Regions from separate parts of the Homo sapiens genome. Here region 1 is linked to region 2. A link is a loop called in an ENCODE intact Hi-C map of the cell type or tissue named here. Cell type or tissue: ovary. All regions are shown on one strand. Links, peaks and the distances in the headings refer to the core of each region. The heading gives the core; the rest is flanking DNA.

Evidence for each region. A loop is a pair of places that touch in the nucleus more often than their neighbours do. Peaks named below come from ENCODE experiments on the same cell type or tissue, not always from the same donor. Only the 100,000 strongest peaks of a DNase experiment are listed, where the experiment ranks them.
Region 1: it touches region 2 in a loop (9-fold over the local background); 3 of 110 quality-filtered maps call a loop at or near these places.

Annotation. Positions count from the first base shown.
Region 1 is chr4:88,598,557-88,607,652 of GRCh38, reverse strand. HERC3 (HECT and RLD domain containing E3 ubiquitin protein ligase 3) reads right to left here. Exons shown (of 26, transcript NM_014606.3): 3 at 1,604-1,858. The coding sequence starts at 1,829. Among named protein-coding and RNA genes, the nearest start is that of HERC3, 11 kb to the right of the region's middle. RefSeq lists an enhancer at 5,852-6,542. In ovary, for the core only: no CTCF peak of the experiment used is centred there; no DNase peak of the experiment used is centred there.
Region 2 is chr4:88,014,257-88,022,256 of GRCh38, reverse strand. PKD2 (polycystin 2, transient receptor potential cation channel) reads right to left here. Exons shown (of 15, transcript NM_000297.4): 2 at 2,686-2,799. Among named protein-coding and RNA genes, the nearest start is that of PKD2, 11 kb to the right of the region's middle. In ovary, for the core only: no CTCF peak of the experiment used is centred there; DNase peaks (open chromatin) are centred at 189 and 3,581; H3K27ac peaks cover 1,685 bases.

The DNA.
Region 1 (9,096 bases), core at 425-8,424, 580 kb before region 2:
TACTAAAACAAAAATTAAAAAATTAGCAGGTGTATTGGCACATGCCTGTAGTTGTAGCTACTCAGGAGACTGAGACTGAGAGGATATCTGCAGCCTGGGAGGCGGAGGTTGCGGTGACTCAAGATGGCACCACTGCACTCCAGCCTGGGCGACAGAGCCAGATCCTGTCTCAAAAAAAAATGTAAAAATAGGTGGAAAAAAATAAAATCAACAAGCTTAAAATATGTGTAGCACCTGTTATAAATCAATTAAAAGCACTGAAATTTAAGGAAACGAATTAGTCCCCCTACCTTTCCAGCTTATCCTCTTCCATCACCCTCTCTTCCCAGTCTCACCACACTATTCAACATGCCTTGAACAAGTATTGCACCTTTATATTCACATCACTGGGTATCAGGTGTGCAATAAGCTTAGTGATGCTGCCACATTCATTCATACACCCAAGTGCACATGCATACACACACACACACACACACACACCAAAGTGCTACTCAACACCCAAAGGCAGAACCAATCTCCCCTCCCCTACACCTCTGGTGTACTCTTCAACTTACATAACACAGACTTGCATGACAGCATTTGCCATAAGGATCACTGCAGCCACATCATCACCATATCTCATTCATCCCTCCACTCATAACAGCAATCGCATTGCTTAGCACAAAACATGTAAGAGCATGTTGCAGAAACAAAGGAATGAATATAGGTAATCAGGAAGTAAAGTTTCTGATAGTGATTGTGTGAGGATTACCTATTCAAAAAACTGTCATATTTCTCAGCATTAAATTACTGGATGATATGATTTGGCTGTGTCCCCACCCAAATCTCATCTTGAATTCCCACATGTTATGGGAGGGATCCAGTGGGAGGTAAATGAATTATGGGGGCAGGTCTTTCCTGTGCTGTTCTCATAATAGTGAATGAGTCTTAAGAGATCTGATGGTTTTAAAAATGGGAGTCTCCCTGCACAAGCTCTCTTCTCTTGTCTGCCGCCATGTGAAACATGCCTTTCACCTTCTGCCATGATTGTGAGGCCTCCCCAGCCACGTGGAACTGTAAACCCAATAAACCTCTTTCTTTTCTAAACTGCCCAGTCTTGGGTATGTCTTATCAGCAGTGTGAAAACCGACTAATACAACGGGCAAAATCTATTTTATTCTAACTCTGAACTAACTAGTCACCTCCCCTCCCCAGGTAACTGATATTACATATGTTCTCTAAGAAGATAAAAAATAAAAAGTCTTGTGGTGGCGCATGTCTGTAATCCCAGCTAGTCAGGTGGCTGAGGCATGAAAATTGCCTGAACCTGGGAGGTGGAGGTTGCAGTGAGCCAAGATCTCACCACTGCACTCAAGCCTGGGCGACGGAGCGAGACCATATCTCAAAAAAAAAAAAAAAAGAAAAGAAAAGAAAAGTCTGCTTTTCCATCAAAAGGCTTGAATTAGACACAAGGGTTCCAAACAGGAAGGAATCCCTGCACCGTTCAAAAGAGCCTCCCTGAAAACCGAACACTTGGTGGAGAAAGCTCCATCTGGGCCCTCTGCCATTGTGTCCTCCAACTTTCCATTCTCACCAATAATCAAGACAGATAAGGTGCACTTACCTGGCTTGTTTCCTTCCCTCTCATGGCCCAGTTGCCCCTTGGTGTTCAAACCACATGTGTAAACTTCCCCATCTTCCAGCAGGAACACAGAGTGGTTTCCCCCACAGGCCACTTCCTTGACACTTCTGTCAGATATGAACCCACACACCTGGGGCTCAGCCACAATTCCCTGCAGGTTGGTGCTGATACCAGGTTGGCCCAGAGACCAATATCCCCAACATAACATTGTTCTTATCTTTCAGGGAATCATGTAGCCTAGGAGAGAGTTTAAAAAAATTATTTTTTAATTAAAAAGAAATAGGTCATAGAAAATCAAGTAATGAATGTAACCAATTTTAAAAATAACCCTCCCCTTAATATTCTTCAGATATCTTACAACTCAAAATAAAACATATTAATACTGTTGAAAGCAGTTATGTTATAATGATGCTATTTTGTATTTTAATCAGAGTTTAAAAAAGAAGTTTAAATAAATTGTGTTTGTTTAAATGAATGAGTAAACAGACAGAATATGGTTTTCAGATCACTGCTAAAGGATACTGAGTACAGGAGATGGGCTGAAACAATCTTGGCAAACCATTAAGTTAGTAACAGTTTTGAAATTACTCTCAAGACTTCACCTTATCCTTTCTCAATGCATCATTCCTTTGAATTTTCTGCTTATTTAATGTTTTAAAAAATTTTGAACCAATTAACTCCTTTAGGTACCCTAATATTAGATTGGTTAGTAGTATTTCACCACTTGAAGTGAAGATGAGAAATAGAAAAAAAAAATGTTATCTTCTCTGCCATTCCCTTTTACCCTTGGTTCCAGATTTGAGTCAAGCCTCACTTCCTACTTGAGAGACTCTGGGATTGTTGCAGCGACAAGTCAGCCTGCATCCCTCTGACATGTCTACTATACTGCCTAACTGGTAGCTTTCTCTTTATATCTTTATAACTTAACTCCCCAAACAGATTTTAATCTCCTTCAACAGAGACCACAGTATAACACAGACCTCTTCTATTTAGCAGGTAATCAACTTTTGCCTGATTACTGACCCTAGCCTAAAGTTTCATTACCTTTTAACAATTCATGTTTCCCTTTCATACAAACAAAAAAAAATCTCATCTCTCGCTACCAATTCACACCACAATGATGGCCAGGTAACAACAAGTGTTGGTGATAATGTGGGGCTATTAGAACCATACTACATTGGCTTATAAAAATGTCTGGCAGTTCCTGAAAAGACTAAACATAGAGATACCATGTGATCCAGCAATTTCACTACTAGTTATAAACCCAAGAGAACTGCAAGACTACGTCCACACAAAAACTTATAAAGGAATGTTCACAACAGCATTATACATATTGAAAGGAAATAACCAAAATGTCCATCAACTGATGAATGGTTAAATAAAACATGGTATATCTATACAATGGGATATTATTTGGCTGCAATATGGATGAACGGTAAATATATTATGCTAAGTAAAAGAATCCAGTCACAAAAGTCCACAAATTATATGATTCCGTTTACATGAAATGTATAGAACAGGCAATAGAAAATAGACTAGAAAATAGACTAGTGTCTGCCTAGGACTGGAGGGAAAGAGGAGAATGGAGAGTGACTGTACCTGCCCTTTTGGAAAGTGGTAAAATGTTCTAAATTTAGGTTGTGGTGATGGTTTTAAAACATGGTAAATATACTAAAAACCCCTAAATTTTATACTTTAAATAGGTAAATTTTAGGCCAGGCGTAGTGGCTCATGCCTGTAATCCCAGCACTTTGGGAGGTCAAGGCGGGCGGACCACCTGAGGTCGGGAGTTCCACACCAGCCTGACCAACATGGGGAGACCCCATCTCTACTAAAAATACAAAATCAGCCAGGCGCGGTGGCGCATGCCTGTAATCCAGCTACTCGGGAGGCTGAGGTAGGAGAATCGCTTGAATCCGGGAGGCAGAGGTTGCAGTGAGCTGAGGTCACGCCATTGCACTCCAGCTTGGGCAATAAGAGCAAAATTCAGTATCAAAAAAAAAAAAAAGTAAATTTTATGGTATGTGAATTATATCTCAGTAAAGATTTTTTAATTGTCTTTAAATTTCCTTTCTCTTGCTACATGTCTACTGCCTCTGCAGGTCCACATCAGCCAACAAGGCTTTCTTGAGTTTAATTGTGAGAATTGTTATTACCAACATAATAGGCACAAAAGTATTTTTTCTACAACAGAAAGGAGGAGGGAACAACCCCTAGAGTTTAATATGGGAAAGGTATCAATTATTTCAATATATTATTTTTGCTTACAAAGACATAAGAGGGGAAGCTTTATCTAATGCTTTGATCAGAAATGAAATATTATAACTTCAAAAGTTCTGACTATTGATAAAGTTGGAAATCTTAAGTGGGTGGATCTTCTGTCAAGGAAAATACCCCATGCACCTCTCTGGTTTTGAAAGAAAGGTCCAAGATTTAGAGACGAAAGGAGACGGGGGAAATCCCAAGCATGCCTTATAAAACAGTAGATGCTCCTATTTAAGATAGCAAATTAAGAGAGAGCGATTGGCCGGGCATGGTGGCTCACACCTGTAATCCCAGCACTTTGGGAGGCTGAGGCAGATGGATCACCTGAGGAAGGAGTTCGAGACCAGCCTGACCAACATGGTGAAACCGCATCTCTACTAAAAATACAAAAATTAGTGGGGCGTGGTGGCGGGTGCCCATAATCCCAGCTACTCGGGAGGCTGAGGCACAAGAATCGCTTGAACCCAGGAGGCAGAGGTTGCAGTGAGCCAAGATGGCGCCACTGCACTCCAGCCTGGGCAACAAGAGCAAAACTCCACCTCAAAAAAAAAAAAAAAAAAAAGAGAAAGCGATTGAAGCCTGTAATATGGCTGCAAGTTTGGAACCTGGCCAGTAAACAGTAGATTCTCCGTGGCAGAGAACAGCAGATGAATTTTGAGAACAGTGGTGTCTAACACTCAAGTTTGAACTTGTTGCCTGTTCTGTAACTACTTTTGAGAATCCCAAACCTTCTATCAAAGTTAAGACACAACACCCTTACAATAACTGTATTTTGCCAAGCATGAATAAAAAGAACCTTGAAAATAAGCCCTCAGAGCCCCTCCTGAAGACTGACAACTGAGCAAGAGTTTTGGATGAGGCATGATAAGAGAACCTAAACATTCTTCTTCCCTTCGGAAATTCTTAGAAATTTGAGAAAGACGCTAAATCTCTAATCAGCATCGCCTTGGGTTTGAATCACTTTATCTGGATATGAAAGAAAACAGTGACCAGGCACAGTGGCTCACACCTGTGATCCTAACACTTTGGGAGGCCAAGGTGAGAGGACAGCTTAAGCCCAGGAGTTTGAGACCAGCCTGGGCAACACAGTGAGACCTTATCTCCACAAAAAATAAAATAAAATCAGCCAAGTGTGGTAGGACACACCTGTAGTCCCAGCTACTTGGGGTGCTGGGGTGAGAGGATCGTTTGAGCCTAGGAGGTCAAGGTTTCAGTGAGCTGTGATCGCACTGCTGCACTCCAGCCTGGGTAATAGAGCGAGACCCATCTTAAAAACAAACAAGCAATGCAGAAGATTGGTCTTAAGGACATTCAGATTACATTTCAGTTTCCAAACATACTTTTTTTTTTTTTTTTTTTTTTTTGGAGACCAAGTCTCGCTCTGTCTCCCAGGCTGGAGTGCAGTGGCGCAATCTCAGCTCACTGCAACCTACGCCTCACAGGTTCAAGTAATTCTCCTGCCTCAGTCTCTCAAGTAGCTGGGATTACAGGCGTGTGCCACCACACCCCACTATTTTTTTGGTATTTTAGTAGAGACAGGGTTTCGCCATGTTGGGCAGGCTGGTCTTGAACTCCTGACCTCAAGTAATTAGCCCGCCTTGGCCTCCCAAAGTGCTTGGATCACAGGTGTGAGCCACGGAGCCCAGCCGGTTTCCAAATATACATTTTAATTATAATTCTGAATATCCTTTTCTTTTTTTTTTTTTTTTTTGAGACGGAGTCTCGCTCTGTCGCCCAGGCTGGAGTGCAGTGGCGGGATCTCGGCTCACTGCAAGCTCCGCCTCCCGGGTTCACGCCATTCTCCTGCCTCAGCCTCCCAAGTAGCTGGGACTACAGGCGCCCGCCACTACGCCCGGCTAATTTTTTGTATTTTTAGTAGAGACGGGGTTTCACCGTTTTAGCCGGGATGGTCTCGATCTCCTGACCTCGTGATCCGCCCGCCTCGGCCTCCCAAAGTGCTGGGATTACAGGCGTAAGCCACCGCGCCCGGCCCCTGAATATCCTTTTCTAATCATACTTCTTAAACATGCTAGTCTCTCCATATTAAGAATCACTGTTCTAGGTCCTACAGGTCAAAATATCAGGATTTCAAGACAAGATTGCAGACTTCAAAGGTGTCTTCCCTAATCTTTTCATTGGTACATTCATTTCATCCTAATGAAAAGAGGATGGATTCTAACAGAAATGGTGAAGACTTACTTTGAATTATAATACTAGGCGAACACATCAAAGCTGAATATATCAGCCAATCTACAGGAGAGAACTGTCAACATATGAAGGAGACAGCTAATTGGCTCTTCTATGCAAAGTCAGCTTTTAAAATGACAAACTCTTTTCTCCCAAGATAAAAGCATGCCCAAATGGCTACAAATTAAAGATTACAACACAGAGGAAGCTCGTACTTTCAACCTCTCTTGACAACAATTACAGTACTTTGGATTTAACTCAATGGCCTTAATTGGTATATACCAATTTTAAAACTGCCTTATTGTAATCCTGAGGTATGCTTTGAACTCTTGAGGCTTTCAGGAAAGGCATGAAAAGGCCCAAAATAAAATATAAAACTGAATCTCAATTTGCTGTCTTACACAGAAAGTTCTGCTTCTTCCCAAGATTTTTATTCCTTGTCTAGACTCTACACTAAAAAAGTATTAAGATTAAATGTTATTCTTTGAATTAACTACAAATATTGTGGAGAGGGAAGTAGAAATAAAATGAAAAACTGGCAGGGTAGTGGTGGTGGTGGTTGGTGGTCTAATGATACACTAATAGACCAGCAAGCTCACATAATCTAGAAATAATTTATTTTTCCCAACTTGCTCAATTGCTATTATCCACATTAATGGATTTTTTCGTTTTTAGTATTTCATAAATTTGTCTTATCTCTCCTACCTTCTAGTGTTCTTAGGTGCAAGAAGGTTGTGATGTGCCTTACAGAGAAAAAAATGTGTATTAGGTAAGTTTCTTTCATGCATGAGTTATAGTGTTGGCTGTGAGTTCAATGTTAATGAATCAACAAGCGGGTACATCCAAAATATGGAACAGGAAATCTGCTGATCTGTATGTGAGGCCTCCCCTGGAGAGAGCTAAAGTAATATCCAGAGTACATAATGAAGCTATAGATACAATGGAAAAGCAATTAAATCTGTGGATTCATGAGATGACAACCCATAAAAAATAAAAATCACAGTGGATAGCACTGATGTGAGGCTGAAAGCCAAAAACACTGTCACATTACACAGGGTCAAGAAAATGTTAAACCCTTCTCAACTAGTGTTTTATTACCAAGAAATATTGTGTATATTAGTAAGAAATATATATTAAATAGGCTGTCTAGACAGAAACACACATAAAAAAAGGTTATGCGTCAGCTGGCTGATAAAAATCTCTTGACCACAGCCTACAAGAACCTAATCCTGTATTTCCTCAGAAACAATGGCTCTGTATTCACTAATATGGTATTCACCATGACTTTACAGAACCTAACTATATACAGAGTATAACAAGTCCCTTCTTTGTTTACTTAAGCTTATTTATTTATGCTTGTTTGAATCAGGTTTCTTTCACTTGCAATAAAAAGAAACTCCTGACTGATAATATTAATAATGACATTATTAATAATAACAGCAGATAAGACCTGATTTGAGCTTACTCTGAGTCTGGTACTTTTCTATGTGCTTCACAGATGTTGGCTCATTTCATCTTCTATGAGACAGGTACTGCCATTATCTCTAATTTACAGATGAAGAAAGTGAAACTAACAAAAAAAAGATGAAGTAAAGGAAAAGAAAGAGACACTATGCTGTGCTGTATAGTAAGGAGCTTAGAAAGTAGATAACCAAAAGGCCAGACTTCCCAATGTGTCTGCACCACTCTCCAGAGAAAACAGGGACCCTGATCAGTCAACCTGGCTATCTGACCCGCTAAGTAATTCTTTCCTAAAAGTGGATGGGTGGATCAGATTCCATAACAGTTGTCACTAAATTCACCCAACCAATTGCCTTGCTTAGCAAGCAACCTTAAATAACTTGGTTTCTAGGGCAGATTCTACTACAGGGATAGAATACTGTGACCAGGTAACCAAAGCATCTCAGTCTTATTAGGATTTCTAATTCTCATTATTAATTTGGCGTCCTGGGTCTATCAGCTTTTTTTGTAGTTTATCTGGCACGAGTCAGTCCTTGAGAGTCATCTGAGTTCTGGGTGCTTTGGCCAAGCACAATCCTGTGTAAACAGCCTGAAGTATGGCCTCATCCCTGACTGACTAGTAAAAACAATTTATGAAAAAAGATAATAAAAAGGACTATTGTTCAAGAAAACTTCAAAAATTCTTCCAACTGAGTTACAGTAATGGAATCTTCAATTGGTCAAATAAAAACTGCCCACCAAGAGAATTAAATAGCAACCACAAAAAAGATGTGTATCTGTAAATAAACTATCAATCCTAACTATAAATACGGCCTAGGTCATCACAATGCTCTGCCGGAACTAAAGAAAAAAGCAACTAAAATCATCTAGCTTTCAGGAGAGAAGTTCAACACATTGGAGAGAAGCCAGCCATTAGCACAGCTTTCACTTCAAAGTACACTCCAGTTGGACCCCTAAATCTTGTAGCTGCTGATGTCCATGACTTTAAAGGTCTAGTTTCAGCAACGGTCTGCATCGCTGGGCATTTTGATCTCCAAGGTCCTTACACCCATTTTTCCTCATTCACTCTCTTGCTTGCTCCTAGAAGAGCAGAATCTTTTATTTTCCTTCAAAATACACAATTATGAAATTCGCTGCAAAATATAGGACTACACTTCCCTCAGCACCTACACCAGCCCCGCTTGGCTGCATTTCCTGCCTCTTATTTCCCCATGACAAAACAAAAGGAAGGACTACTTTTGAAGTACAACTTTCTCTCAATGTCAACCTGGCACTTTCCTGAGTCCTTCTCATCTATTCTTGGTAAGAGATTCAAGATAATCTTAGCAGAGCTTAAGGGTCAAAGGAACTAAAATCCAAGCCCTACATTAACCACGTTAGCTGTGAAACCTGAGGAAAGATGTTTACCCACCTTAAGCTCCAAAATCAGGAGAAGGTGCTAGAGTGTTGTGAGGATTAATGAGAAAATGCATGTAAAAAGGGCTTAGCATGGTGCCTGGCATGTAGTAGTAAGTGACCAGTAAATGTCAGCTGCTTTAGTCAATGTTACTCCTACTCCTAGT
Region 2 (8,000 bases), core at 1-8,000:
AGTTCCAAGATAATTTCAACAGAATGGAAAAATGGGCAGATCCTAACAAGATGAAATTTAACAGGGTTGAAAGAGGAGTCCTCCACTATGGTCCCAGGCTAGCTCACATACAGCTGGGGGACACAGTGCTTCACAGTTTTTGGTGAAGAGACTAAGGAATTATTTATATGATGAAACAGCCTCATGAGTCTGGCCATGGTAGGTTGCACAAGCCACAGTGTAGTGTCTGGTTTAGGAATCTCATGGCCCCACTCACCATGGTGAGGCTCATGTGCTTTCTTAGGGACTCTGATGAACAGAACATTCACCAGAGGGACTTTCCATCATGGGAGTTACTCAAACTTGTGTCTCCAATCACATAATCAACAGCTGGATGAACTGGAAAGGCTTAACCTGGAGAAGGCTTAGAGGAGATTAGGTATTTGTCTCCAAACTTGCGAAGAGCTGAATTGGAAAAGCAACGTGGAAAAAAGATACTTGGTATAGGTAGGCTTGGAGGGTGCAACTGGGTAGAAGTTATAAGAGATAGACTCTGGCTTCACTGCTAAGGACGAACTTTCTAACATAGCTGTAGAAAAATGAAATGAACGATTTCAAAGAAGTAAGTCCCTTAACCTGGGACTCTTGTTCAATCAGAGGCAGTATGAGTAACCATCTGAGACGGATGTTTTAAAGAGAATTTAGCATTCAGTGAGGTCAGACCATATGACTGCTAAGATACTTTCTTAAGTAGAGATTCTACAATATTCCAAAAACAAAATTTTTAAATATATAGCTACTCACATAAGAAATAAAATGTGATTTGCATGAAAAAGAACAAAAAGCGACAATATTCTCAAATAAACAAGAAAACCAATTCATTATGTGACTTTAGGCATATTTCCTAAAACTCTGTCTTCAGCTTACTTCTCTGACTTACCTTCCAAATTTATCACTACATCTGAAAACTCGTTTCTCTAGGCTACATTATGGAGGCTCTGTTAGTAGATCTCGGAAAACCACATATGTATTTTAAAATCAGAGTGATTCTAATGCTCAGTCAGTTTTGGGGACTGCTGAAATTCTAGACTTACGTACAGGGGTTACCTTCTATTTTGCATAAGAAATTTGTCTGTATATGTAAAGCTTGAAAAGAACTTAGTAATTCTAATCAACTTGTTAATATTTAAGGCCACTGCAGTTTAATGTTTAAGCATCATTTTAATGCAGGCAGCAAACTCAATCTCAAGTTTCTAAACTCTAACAATTTAAAACATAAAAATATCACATCCAGGCTGGGTGCAGTGGCTCATGCCTATAATCCCAGAACTTCCAAGGCAGGAGGATCACTTGAAGCTAGGAGCTGGAGACCAGTATAGGCAGCAAAGTGAGACCCCACCTCTACAAAAATGTTTTAAAAGTTAGCTGGGCATGGTGGTGTGCAGCTGTAGTCCCAGCTACGTGGGTGACTGAGGTGGGAGGATCACTGAAGCCTAGGAGCTCGAGGCTGCAGTGAGCTATGATTGTGCCACTGCACTCCGGCCTGTGAAACAGATCAAGACTCTGTCTCTAATTTAAAAAAAAAAAAAAAAAAGGAAACCTTTTCTCAGAGGAGTTTGGTAGGAGGCTCTGGGGTCATAAAACTGCTTCCTCATCTGTTCTCGTGAAGACTTTAGATGAGACATGACAGAAATCCATCATCGAACGCCCTTTGATTCAGAGGACAAATCCATCACCTGTGGCTTTCTGGACTTTGAGACAAATGGTTCCTACAGCTAGTCTCTCGCTCAGGCATCCCTCCCCTCCCCCTACCAGAGGATGGGAAGACGAACTGAAAGAAGGAAAGAAGACGAAAGAGATGGGCCTATAGCAAGTTTCTTGTGGAGTAAAAGTCCAGCAATTATTAAAGATTGAGAAGAAATAATGAATTAAAATGAGGCAATGACACAACATATCCAAATCCAAAAGAAGGGGATATTACATGTATACGCCAATAAAAGCAATATTAGTAGCATTATTTGTATTTCCTGAAAGTTAAATTTGGAAAGTCATTTTTCTGGAAACAATTCTTATGCAGACTTTATGTTAACTGATATAATAATAGTATGACAATAATGATGATACTGTAATAATGGTGATACTGTATTCATTGTTAAGGAATCTAATACAAAAATCCTCTAACTTGGTTTCTTGGTGTCTGGCAAGTTGCCACGCGTATCTCATAGTGAAAATCACCACCACTGACGATGAACTGGCTGGTCAGATAATGCTGATTTTTAATTAATGTTTACCAGAGTGCAGAAGAGAACTTGACCAAATTCTAAATTGGAATTGAACTCTTTGCCTCTCCCGTCCTGTGTTAAACGCAAGTCCACAGTCACTTAGCATTTGGTCACAATTTAGTCACAATTAGAAAAATTCTTTCTTATATATTTTTCAGAGCCTTCTGTTGCCATCTGCAGTTTTGGGAAATGGGGGTACAGCAGAGAACAAATCACGTCCCTTCTCTTATAAAGCTTGCATTCTACCATAGGAAGATAGTCAATAAACAAATGCCCAAATAAAAATATTAGAATTAAAAACAAAGGTAAGAAGGTAACTTCCCAGTTGCCCCTCTGGTGCATACACACTTCCTTTTAATTATGATTTGGATAGGTCAAATCTTTTCAAAACTTTCCCATTAGTGCAAGGAAATATTCTACTTACAGATGCACAAGACTATGAGAAAAAGGAGGTATGTGACCAGTTCCCGTAAAACACTTTTAAGGTATTTCTCTCGGTTAGTGCTGCTTTCCTCCATGAGTCTTGTTCCCCAGAGACCTTTAAAATAATAATGAAGAAAAGAAAAGATATCATTTTATTTAAGAAATCTCATGAATGGCAAAAGGGAAAATAAAGCACAAATTAAAAAGTTCACCTATAAGGGAGATTCTCCTTTTTTTTTTTTTAATCACATTTTGAATGCAACTGAGAAACTGGTTTTGTAGGCCTACCTTTTATTTAAGAGTACATCTGGCTCCAATGTTACCCCAAACATGCAAAACATAAGGCAACAATTCTGATCATTTTATAGGCTCCCAAGCCCATTAGCAATATCTTAGTCAAATTTTAAAAAGAGAACAGGAAATAAGGAAGGCCTAACAGAGGAGTTAAATAATTGTGCAAAACTTATCAGTTCTTCCTATTTGAGGTGGATACAACCTTGTAATTATCCTACTACTAAACCCAGTTAAGAACATGATGTAATTATATTTCAAGTAATAACTTTTAGGTCACCCCTGATGAAAAGAAGTCCTTGTTGGAGAATCACTTCAATATAGAAACATGTTATGCTTCTAACCTACTGGCATAAAAACTCTGCTCTGTAAGAGCAGAAGCTGTCCTATTAAAAAACTCCATGGTGACTGATTACACTAAGCGTGCTTAGCTGAGCAGATTTTTAAAACAGCAATTAACATATAATCTTTAAAAGCAGCAACTCATCCATGTTCCCTCTCTTTCTTTGTAGAAAGAGTAGAATCAACAACCATGTTCTACATTTTAGCAGATGGAAAAAGCGTTGGGCTGGCTGAGTGAAGATGACGTAACCCTCCATGAGCTTGCTGGAGAGAGTGACCGCAGTTTTGGACTCAGCCAGCAGCAGACATGGTGGCCATCCAAAGCCCCGTTAATGAACAGTGTGGTAAAGTCACATTGCTGGTTACTTGGAAGAACCTTAACACTTTCCAAAAAAGACAAACCTCTCAATCCTTTCAGTTAGATTAGGTTGGCTGTTAAATGGAAACCAACCTGGTCCTTGCATGTTGTCTCATGCTTTGATTCCACAGACCTTAACTCCTTCAATAATGGAAACTCACACAGCCACTTTCGCCACAATCAAGCCACATAGGGAAATGGGAAAAAATAGCATAAGGCCTTTTACTTCGAAGAAATGAGTTCATCATTAGTGTTCATGTATTTTTTAAGTCTTATAATAATATGTAAGTTCTATTCCTGAATTTGGGTATTTCCTTTCCTTTTCTTTTTTCCTTCCAAATGTCCTTTAGGAAAATCAGCACTGAATTCAAAAACACTGTGTTACGCATCATACGTTTCACCAGCACTGAGAGTGGAGCATAACTTATGACCAACTTTGCTTCTGCCAAGATCTGGTAGTTGTCAGGGAATTACTCACTCAGAAGAAATGCAGCAAGCAGAATGTTTGTTCACTGAAACACTATCATATTAAAGAATTATTACAAATTTAGATGACATGGAAAATTACAACTTAGAATAACACAGAGGCAGCCAAAGATTAGGCTCGGTAGCCCTGGACACAAATACATCACTTCTTTGGGTAAATTTATTTTGGAGGCCAGGCCTAAAATATATGTCAATAGAGACTGCTAGTCTCTTTACTCCCAGGGAAGACTGTTACCCTGTCTCATTTGGTCAATGATTTCATTCTTTCCCATGGTTTATAAACAACTAGGCACTAAGGAACAGCCATGATTCTTAATATTTATACGTGGTATTGCTTGGCCTATAAATAGAAAAAAACAAACTCCTATCAAATTTTCTTCAAGCTAGGCTGGGTGCAGTGGCTCAAGCCTATAATCCCAGCACTTTGGGAGGGTGAGGCGGGTAGATCACTTGAGGTCAGGAGTTCAAGACCAGTCTGGCCAACATGGTGAAACCCTGTCTCTACTAAAAATACAAAACTTAGCCAGGTGTGGTGGCGGGCGCCTGTAATCCCAGCTACATGGGAGGCTGAGGCAGAAGAATCGGTTGAACCCGGGAGACAGAGGTTGCAGTGAGCCAAAATCACACCACTGCACTCCAGCCTGGGTGACAGAGTGAGACTCCATCTTGAAAAAATAATAATATTCAAGCTAAACTTGTGATGGCCTACGGCAATTTAATTCTAGCCTTTGAATGAAACATTGCAAATGGAAAGAAACAAGTCTTCTTATGTATGTATGTATGTACGTATGTATGTATGTATGTATGAATTTATTTATCTTGAGGCAGGGTCTCTCTCTGTTACCCAGCCTGGAGTGTAGTGGTACGATCACAGCTCACTGAAGGCTTGATCTCCTGGGCTCAAGCCATCCTTCCGCCTCATTTTTTGATTTTTTGCAGAGATGAGGTCTCAATACGTTGCCCAGGCTGGTCTCGAATTCTCGGCCTCAAGTGATCCTCCTGCTTCAGCCTCCCAAAGTGCTGGGATTACAGGCATGCCACTGCACTTGGCCTCCCTTATTTATATTTTTATATGATATACATCCATATATTTTCTTTCTTTTTTTCTGTCTCTGTTTTTTTTTTTGTTTGAGACAGAGTCTCACTCTATCACCCAGGCTGGAGTACTCTGGCACAATCATGGCCCACTGCAGCCTTGACCACCCGGGCTCAAACAATCCTCCTGCCTCAGCTCAGCCTCCCAAGTTTCTTAAACTACAGGTACATACTACCAAGCCCAACTAAGTTTTTAATTTTTTGTAGAGGTGGGGTCTCACTACATTGCCTAGGCTGGCCTCAAACTCCTGAGCTCAAGCAATCCTCTCACCTTGGCCTCTCAAAGTGCTGGGATTACAGATGTGAGCCACTGTGCTTGGCCCTGTGTATTTTCTTTTTCTAAATTACTCTATCTACTTCCTCAAATATTTACTGCTTTAAATTTTTCATCTCATTTTCCCATTGGGTGTGTATGTAGGACCAATCTTAGGGTACAGGGACCTTTTACATCCTGGTGGGTGAGAAATAGTTGCATCTACAAGTAGGAAAAATAGCTGTCCTGCAGCCAACTATTCTCCATGTTTGGCAGAGCTGATAGGATAAGAATGGTTAAGGATGGAATCATGTGCAAATTGGTGACACTCTTCAAAATCAACTGTTGTCTTTCCCATAGCTGTTCTAGTTGTGGTGGGAGTTAACTTCCCAGCATTGAAGGTATTCAATGTTTCCAGGTGTTAGGGAGAACACGGACTGAGAGTATAGACCCAATTTCCTTTAAGAGGGTGCTTAGCTAATGCCAGAATGCAAAGCCAGAGTACATCATCTAAAGCAGGGTCCCCAGTCCCCAGGCTGCAGACGGGTACTGGTCCATGGCCTGTTAGGAACCGGGCCCCACAGCAGGAGGTGAGCCGCAGGCAAGTGAGCATTACCGCCCGAGCTCCGCCTCCTGTCAGATCAGGGGTGGCATTAGATTCTCACAGGAGTGAGAACCCTATTGTGAACTGCGCATGTGAAGAATCTAGATTGCCTGCTCCTTATGAGAATCTCACTAATGCCTGATGATCTGAGGTGGAACAGTTTCATCCCCAAACACTTCCTACCCCAGGTCTGTGGAAAAATTGTCTTCCATGAAGCCGGTCCCTGGTGCCAAAAAGGTTGGGGACTGCTGATCTAAACAGTGCATTCCTCTGCTCAATGTTACTTATTAATAGGAACACTGGGGAACTCTGTAATGGAGAACTCCAAGCACAAAAGATATTCCAAACATAAATAATTGGCTTTGAACAAAAATGCCATTTCCCCAACTATTTTATCTAAATCCTTTCAAAAACTTTTTATTGGCTGGGCACACTGGCTCACGCCTGTAATCCCAGCACTCTGGGAGGCCGAGGTGGGTGGATCACCTGAGGTCAGGAGTTTGAGACCAGCCTATCTAACATGGTGAAACCTCCTCTCTACTAAAAATACAAAAGTTAGCTGGGTGTGGTGGTGAGCTACTCGGGAGGCTGTAGTCCCAGCTACTCGGGAGGCTGAGGCAGGAGAATCGCTTGAACCCGGGAGGCGGAGGCTACAGTGAGCCGAGATCACACCACTGCACTCCAACCTGGGCAAAAGAGTGAAACTCCGTCTAAATAAATAAATAACTACAACTTTTTATTTTAGAAAATATCAGAAATATCACAAAGAGAGAATATTATAATGATAAATCTATCACCTAGATCCAACAATATCAACTCAATGCCAATCCTAGTTCATTTACATCCTCACCCATCTGATGCCACTGCTGATATGATAGGGGGTAGCAATGCTCACTAGCCTGCTGCTCACCTCCTGCTCTGCGGCCCAGTTCCTAACAGGCCATGGACCAGTACCACCCCAATTATTTTGGAATTAATTCCAGCTATTGTATCACTTCATCTGTAAATATTTCAGTTCCATGGTTAAAAGGTTAATTGTGTATCTTTCACCTCACACTAACCTTCCCCATCTGAAATACATGAAACCCATATGGCCTATTATCAAGGCATGGTGCAACATAGGGCTCTGGAGTCAAATGACATTAAACTGAGGGCTTAACCACTTGGGAGCTGAGAAAGCTTACCTGACATCATGAGCCTCCACTTCCTCATCTAAAAATGGAGTAAGAGTACCTTTTTGTGGGGTTGTTCTGGGAAACAGAAATATTATTTGTGGAGCACTTAGAGTGCTTGGAAGAGGCCTGTCTGTAGCTTCAGAAACAAGCCCAGATCTGCAAAATGGCCTTAGGAGGCCCAGTTGGTCCAGATTCCAGAGTGGTATAAAGACTCAAATCCATCTGAACTATCAGTTCATTGTGATAGCCTGACCAAATTCTCAGTGCATTTGTATCATAAAAGAATCCTCTTTTTGTGCTAAGATACATGTGAGTCTTGTTTAGAAGAATGAACACAATCCTTCCTAGTATTCACTTGAATTGCAGGGACACTTTTAGAAAGGGAAGTGGCTTTTTATCTATATTTGTCCATTTTCTATAGAATAGACAGTTGCTACCTTAAGTAATATTGACTCCAGAATCTTGAATTTTTTTTTTTTTTTAGAGACAGTGTCTTGCTATGTTGCCCAGGCTGATCTCGGATTCCCAGGCTCAAGCAATCCTCCCGCCCCAGTCTCTTAAGCAGCTGGGATTAAAGGCGTGTGCCACCGTGCCTGGCCTGAATCCTGAATTCTTAATCAGCCATCTCCTGAGGTGCAGACAAGTATATGTTACAGTTAACATGTAGTTCTACCTGCATATTCTCTAGACAGCTCACACTCACCTCCCGCAA